Linked DNA regions of Homo sapiens: region 1 is linked to region 2. Evidence: chromatin contacts called from ENCODE Hi-C or POLR2A ChIA-PET data. All regions are on one chromosome and are shown on one strand. The core of a region is the stretch at or near the end of the contact, and the rest is flanking DNA. Distances in the headings are between cores, read along the strand shown. Region 1 overlaps NRP1 (neuropilin 1). Region 2 has its middle 93 kb from the start of LINC02628.

What was found. A loop is a pair of places that touch in the nucleus more often than their neighbours do. ChIA-PET counts read pairs that join two places held with the same protein, here RNA polymerase II (POLR2A). Pooled maps may share reads with other maps.
Region 1: a map with no recorded cell type shows a loop between it and region 2 (4-fold over the local background). The contact joins two enhancer-like sites. A Hi-C loop is called at or near these places in 1 of 37 single-sample maps with no recorded cell type and 3 of 50 pooled maps. POLR2A ChIA-PET finds 5 or more read pairs at or near these places in 2 of 52 experiments (BJ and OCI-LY7).

The regions. Positions count from the first base shown.
Region 1 is chr10:33,262,463-33,266,083 of GRCh38, reverse strand. It overlaps NRP1 (neuropilin 1), which reads left to right. Exons shown (of 17, transcript NM_003873.7): 4 at 2,211-2,438. Among named protein-coding and RNA genes, the nearest start is that of NRP1, 70 kb to the left of the region's middle. RefSeq lists an enhancer at 1,159-2,358. Within about 2 kb of position 1,728, at least 10 of the 41 ENCODE cell types and tissues checked have a DNase peak (open chromatin) inside an H3K27ac peak, as active enhancers do.
Region 2 is chr10:33,506,234-33,509,718 of GRCh38, reverse strand. No RefSeq gene overlaps it. Among named protein-coding and RNA genes, the nearest start is that of LINC02628, 93 kb to the left of the region's middle. Within about 2 kb of position 1,563, at least 8 of the 41 ENCODE cell types and tissues checked have a DNase peak (open chromatin) inside an H3K27ac peak, as active enhancers do.

The sequences.
Region 1 (3,621 bases), core at 479-2,978, 240 kb after region 2:
GCAGATACTAATAAACCATGGCTTACAAGAATGTAGCCAAAGCGGTTTTTTCCCCAGGGAAGAGTTTGGAGGTCTCCAGGGTAACTGTTTCTACACTGTGGATATAAAATCCTAAAGGGTCCCCAATATCATGTATGTATATATATATTTTTTCTTTGTGGATAAATGACTCAAATTAGCATAGTCGCTGTCATCTCAGAAGCCACCAGAGTAATTTAGAAACTAAGATTATAAACCATACAGCACATGTCATAATCTCTACCTGGAACTGACCTGGCGAATTGCCACGTTACCAACTTTTGAACCAGAATCAAATAGATAAGCATTTGCAGCTCTCATGGTGAAGGGTGAGCCACGTCCAAGAAGGTTTGAGAGGTATTTCAAATAAGTCAGACCTCTGCAGACCAGGTTTACTGGGCCCATCTAAGAATTCTTCTGCATCTGCAATGCCATGGATCCATGGATAGCCGATATGTGCATGAGGAGGAAAGGATTGATTTGTTTTCTCAACAGGCTGCCAGATGCACTCTGTTGGTATTCAGCCTCCTGACCTGAATCACTAAAACTAGAGACCTGCTAGTTAGTTAACTTTAATCTCTATTGATGTCTAATAAGTCGCCTCTAGTTGCCTGGCACTTTGGGAGAATGTTTAGTTAAGAACAATCTCAACAAAGCACCTTATTTAGAATTGAATCCTTGCATGTCATTGCCGGGGCCCCATCACGTCTGCCTTCAAGCCACTGTGAGAAAATGATGCAGGAAAAGAGTTGTTGAACTGAACACCCCCAGATTTGATCCTGAAATTCAAAAGGATAAAGACTTCTCTGATTCACAAGTGTCTTAAGTGTAGCTATTTGAAGATCATAGCAGCAGGTGGTATTCAGGGACTGAGCTGATGTGCTCATGTTGGTAGAGAAGGCAGTTTTGGGTTTTTTTGGTTGTTGTTTGTTTGTTTGTTTGTTTGTTTTTTGAGGCGGAGTCTGGCTGGCTCTGTCACCCAGGCTGGAGTGCAGTGGTGTGATCTCGGCTCACTGCAACCTCTGCCTCCCGGGTTCAAGCAATTCTCCTGTCTCAGCCTCTTGGGTAGCTGGGATTACAGGTGCCCACGACCACGCCCAGCTAATTTTTCTATTTTTAGTAGAGACTGGGGTTTCCCTATGTTGGCCAGGCTGGTCTCGAACTCCTGACCTCAGGTGATCCGCCCACCTCAGCCTCCCAAAGTGCTGGCATTACAGGCATGAGCCATTGTGCACACCCGGCCAAGAAGGGCAGTTTTTGAATTGTGTAGTGAATACCACCCTATGCTGGTTACCATGAATTGAAATTGGAGTCATTCATACAGGCATAAGGTCAACCTGCACTATATGCATGGATGCTCTTGACCAATTTCAATGACAAATCACCATAATTTGTAAAGTCCTGGTGGTACTGAACAGTCATTAAAATTACACATTATAAATATATGCATTACACACACACACACATCTATTAACATGCAATTTTAGAATGGCGTACTATACTGTGTCTGATACTTCGGGGAAGGTTAGGATGTCAGCATTGATATCAGGTGACTTCCGGCATCATGGCCTGTAATCACAGTTTATCGTGCCCTCACTAACAGCCACACTTTACCGGCCCACCTGTGTCAACACCACTCAGAATGAGTCACTCACCCTTGGTACATGTACGAATTACCTTTCACATTTCGTTTGTCAAAGAGGCATAGGTCACATCTGGCAGAGTTACTGAGTCACTGGTGTAGGAATCTGAAACCCAAACTGCCTCCACTGAATTCTCTCCCTCGCCTTTATAAATGTTCTATTTCACCAATAAAGGGCTGTCAGCCTCAAGATTTAAAGGTTTAAGCTTGAAGGGGCCATAATTATTTCTCTAGGGCTCTGTTGAGATTTCTGCAGCTTACTCATTCATTGTTCCCACATGATTTTATATTTGTCATATTTTTCCCTGCAACAGCAGAAGTCTTTAAATTGCTCCATACAAATGGAAAGCTAAGGTTAACACAATAAATCTGAACTTGACTTTCCATACCCATTTTACTAATATGAAAAGGCTGACTAATACATGATTAGAACAGTGGTTATACTGGCGGGCTTTTATTAGAAAGATGTTCTGTCTTTACCCAGGTTATTTCTTGGGGAAGTTGTTTAAGTGGGATTTTCACTTTACTCCTTTTTCTCTTCTACTCATAGGTCCTGAATGTTCCCAGAACTACACAACACCTAGTGGAGTGATAAAGTCCCCCGGATTCCCTGAAAAATATCCCAACAGCCTTGAATGCACTTATATTGTCTTTGTGCCAAAGATGTCAGAGATTATCCTGGAATTTGAAAGCTTTGACCTGGAGCCTGACTCAAATCCTCCAGGGGGGATGTTCTGTCGCTACGACCGGCTAGAAATCTGGGATGGATTCCCTGATGGTAAGAATGACAGGAAGCACCCCAAAAAGGGAAGGTTCTGGAGGAAGGGCACCAGTATTCTTTTACAAGTCTCATGATACATGAATCATTAAAAAAAACCTCAAAAGGACACTGGAAAACAAAGCAAAACTCTCTATATTCAGAGCAGTGATGAAATATTTGAGCTCAAGAAGACCTTAGTAATTATCTAGTCCAATTCCTTCATTTTATAGATAAGAAGCTGAGGCCATGAAAGATTACAAAAGGTTCTTTTAGCTATTTTTGTGATATAATTGAGACAAACACATAGTTTTTCTCTCTAAACTATTTTGCTCATCCACTGACCTGGCTACTCATCATTAATTCACAGATTGTAAGAGGATGGGCTCTTAGTAATTCCATTACATCAAACCACTCATTTTATAAATGCAGAGACCAAGGACCTGAGAGGTTGAGTACTTAATAAAATTTTAAGGCTAAACTATGCATCCGTTATGCTACAAAACAAAAATTTGGAAAAGGAACGAGAATGTTTGGGCATTCCTAATTTAGACAGGTTCCCTGTACATTCTCTACAGATTTTTCATCTTAGGGAATTTGAGTCACCTCAATACATCATTTATAGTCATTGACCTATGCATTCATATACCTAAAAAATATTTCCTGAGCATCTGTCATGTACCAGGCACCATCCTAGCCACAGGGTAAGCAAAACAATGAAAGATGCTGCCCTTTGGAGTTTCTCTTCTGCCAGGTAGAAGGAAACAATAAACAATGCACGTTACAAATAAATGAATTATGTGCATGAAATGTTAGAAGGTGAGAAGTGCTATAAACAAATCTCCCCAAATGAAAGCAAGAAAAAGTACAGCAGAGTCAAGGGATGAGAAGTTGGGAGTGGGGAGGTATAGGTTGAAATTTTAAATAGGGTGGTGAGGTTAGACTTTTTTTTTTTTTTTTTTTGAGACAGAGTTTTGCTCTTGTCACCCAGGCTGGAGTTCAGTGGAGCAATCTCGGCTCACTGCAACCTCCGCCTCCCAGGTTCAAGCAATTCTTCTGCCTCAGCCTCCCGAGTAGCTGGGATTACAGGTGCACACCACCACACTCAGCTAATTTTTGCATTTTTGGTAGAGACGGGTTTTCACCATGTTGGCCAGGCTGGTCTCGAACTCCTGACCTCAAGAGATCCTCCTGCCTCAGCCTC
Region 2 (3,485 bases), core at 314-2,813:
TCTGAAATCACACATCAGTATGGACTCATTGAATAGTTACATAGAAGGGCCTATCTAGAAACAAACAAATGAAAATTACGTGGAGTATACATGGCTTCATAACATTTGAGGGCAAGCAAAATACAGAGAAACAAATCAAGGAAAAGGTTTGTTGAGACAGACTCCCTGGGGTAGGAATGTTTTCATGTGGGTTTTCAAGGGGGTGACGTCATATGCAAACCCGATCCCACTTTTTCTCCTTTCTTAGAAGTTCTGAAAGAGAGATGAGAGTGCAGATATAGATGAGGATAGTCTGTCTAAGGATAATACCAAAGGTAAGTGTGCTTTGAGGTTTAAAATATTTGCTGGAAGCTATTTACTGACTGGTTACTAGGAGACAGCATGACTCATTGCTAACTTCCCCTCCGGGGCCAGCGTTCAGTCATTTATCACCTAGCACATTGGATCAAGACTGATAGAATCTTTAGAAAAAATTATGGAGTTCTCTATTCTAGTAAGGAGGCACTAAACTGTGGAAATAAAATGATCCCTGAAGATGAGGTCCACTGAGAAAGCATCCCGACATGTGTTCTGTATGTACTAACAGTCCAAGGATTAATGTGTGGTGGAGAGATATATACAAGATAAAATACAAACAACGTACATATTAAACAACTGTACAAAGCAATATTAAACCAACGTCAATAGTGAATACTGTATCTTCCCTGAGGACTTCCCCCCCGACCCCCACCCCAGTTTCTGAATGAATATATTTACATTATAACTCGGTATTCCTAATTTCCATGAAACAACACACTTAAATATTCCTTTAATAATCTTTCTAAAGATTCAAATAAGTAGAATAGATGAGGGTAGATTCCAAACAATCAGGTCTTTCAAGATAATTCATAAATTTAAATATAAATTCTAAGATAAATTTGGAAAATATTGAGGGTTGAATTGACATATGGGAAAAAATTAGTCAAATCATTTATACATTGCCCACAACCACAGGGGCATCACTATAATGTAAAGTTTATTGGAAAATTTTTTTTAGATAGAATCTCACTGTGTCACCTGGGCTAGAGCACAGTGGCATGATCACAGCTCACTGCACCCTCAACTTCCCAAGCTCAAGCCATCCTCCCACCTCAGCCTCCTGGGTAGCTGGGACTACAGGCATGCACTCCATGCCCAGCTAATTATTATTACTATTATTTGTAAAGATGGGGTCTTACAATGTTGCCCAGGCTGGTCTTGATTCCTGGACTCAAGTGATCCTCCTACCTCAGCTTCCCAAAGTGGTGGGATTACAAGTGTGAGCCACTGTGCCCAGCCTCATTGGGAATTTTTACAAAGAAATGTCTTGACATATTTCCATAACAACAACATCAGAATTGTCAGAGACAAAGCCTAGATAATATAAACTTCATCTGATAGGAGAAGGAAAGTATTTAAACATCAAAAGAATGGGAAATGATGTTTGTGCAGTTATGTTTGTGAGTGTGAGAGTGAGTAAGCGTGCAGCATATTGTAAAAATAAGCGAAAGGTGATGTGGCAAGAGTGTGTTTTGAAATATTTATTGAAGCTTTCACTCTGTGTTTTGCCTTGACCTTCGCCTGTTCAAAGAGGTATCAAGGTCCGTGCTGTGGTAGGGTTCCCTACTGTAAAAGCTGTCAAAATTCTGAGTCCATTGAGAAGATCGGTGGCTTAAGAAAGAGTGCAAAGTGCAGCTCTCTCACGGGGAGAGAAGAGAGAGTAAAAGACAGAGAAGGAGGGAGGGAGGAAAGAAGAGGAGATTGCATTTTCTCAGAGCAATTAAGATTTCCCTAGTCCAGGCCAGACACAGTGGCTCACGCCTGTAATCCCAGAAATTTGGGAGGCCAAGGCAGGTGAATCACCTCAGGTCAGTAGTTCAAGACTAGCCTGGCCAACATGGTGAATCCCCGTCACTATTAAAAATACAAAAGTTAGCCAGGCGTGGTGGCGCATGCCTGTACTCCCAGCTACTCTGGAGGCTCAGCTACTCTGGAGGCTCAGGTAGGAGGATCACTTGAACTTGGGAGGTGGAGGTTGCAGTGAGTCGAGATTGCGCCACTGCACTCCAGCCTGGGCAACAGAATGAGACTGTCTCAAAAAAAAAAAAAAAAGAAAAAAAAATTCCCTAGTCCAAGAGTATGAGGATCTGCTCCTGCTCCCTGAGGCCATGGCGGGACCTCAGGGAAGGTGAGTGTGTGATACACCTGGGGAAGTGCCCCAAGACTCTTGGTCCCAAGCTTGGTACAGAAGCCCACAGAACAGAGATTATCACGTGGCCAGGGACAATGTGCCTCTCAACAGGCATCAAACAGAGGGGCCTAGTCTATCCAATATCTTGACATGTCAGGCAGATCCCCAAGCCCTGCTCAAATCTGCTGAAGATGGTGATAGAGAAACCTCAAGAATGGTCAAGCTTTTATTTCCTCCAGCCCAGTGGGAAAAGGGCTTAGAGAGGATATTACATTGATTTATGGAAAATAAAGCATCTGAGTTTATAGACTAAGATTTATACCTGCTACAAAAGTATGAATCCTTTTATCCTATACATATATATACACATATATACTAGAGGGCACATGCTACTGAGACATATTGCTTGGGTTCAGATTTTGCAACACTAACTAGCTGCGTGTGATTTTAGGAAGTTTCTTAACCTCACTGGCCTCAGTTTCTGTGAAACTGAAATTAATCATAGCACCAATTTCACATGGTTGTTGTAAGAATGAGATGAGATCATCTGTATCTTTGGCACAGAACAAAGGCTGAACAATGATAAGCTATCATAATAATTATTATTATTATTTATTTTTCTTCCATAAATGTCCCAGTCACTACCTAAATGTGAAGGAGAGATCTAGTCCTAAAAAAAGGTTTCCATTGACAGCTCAAGTTATTCGTGGATTTTCTTTCATGATAGCCTTAAGAAATAAACAAATAGACAAAAGTCTCTGTTTTTCTTTGGCCCCTAGGTGACCACTAAATTACATGTGAAACAAAACATGTTCAAGAGAAATGTCCCTGGAAGAAAGGAATTTTTCCTAAATCTTAAATAGCAAGTTTCTTGAATCCTAAATAAGGGTAGTGTCACGCCTCTGCCAAGTAGGAATGTCAGTATGGGGGTAGGAAGTCCAGCTGTATCCTCCCATCAAATGGAAATTAGTTGGATTCCTGATGCTAAGGGTTCCCATGGGCTCTTCATATGACAGATAAGAGGACGAGGGGGGTGAAGAATTATTATTTATAAATAACACACCAGAGTGCCTGAGGTTGGCCAACCTTAAATTCAATGTTCAAAGTTTGGAGCAGGTGTCTACAAACTTTTATCCCTAAGCCACACTAAGAGGACTATTTATGAAATACATCTGTATCCTTGGATGGCTATGACAATTGGTAATGGTCATTGGGGTATTATACGAAATATGTTTGGTCTTTGTTCCCAGTTCCTGACATGGGGTTCCTAAAACCC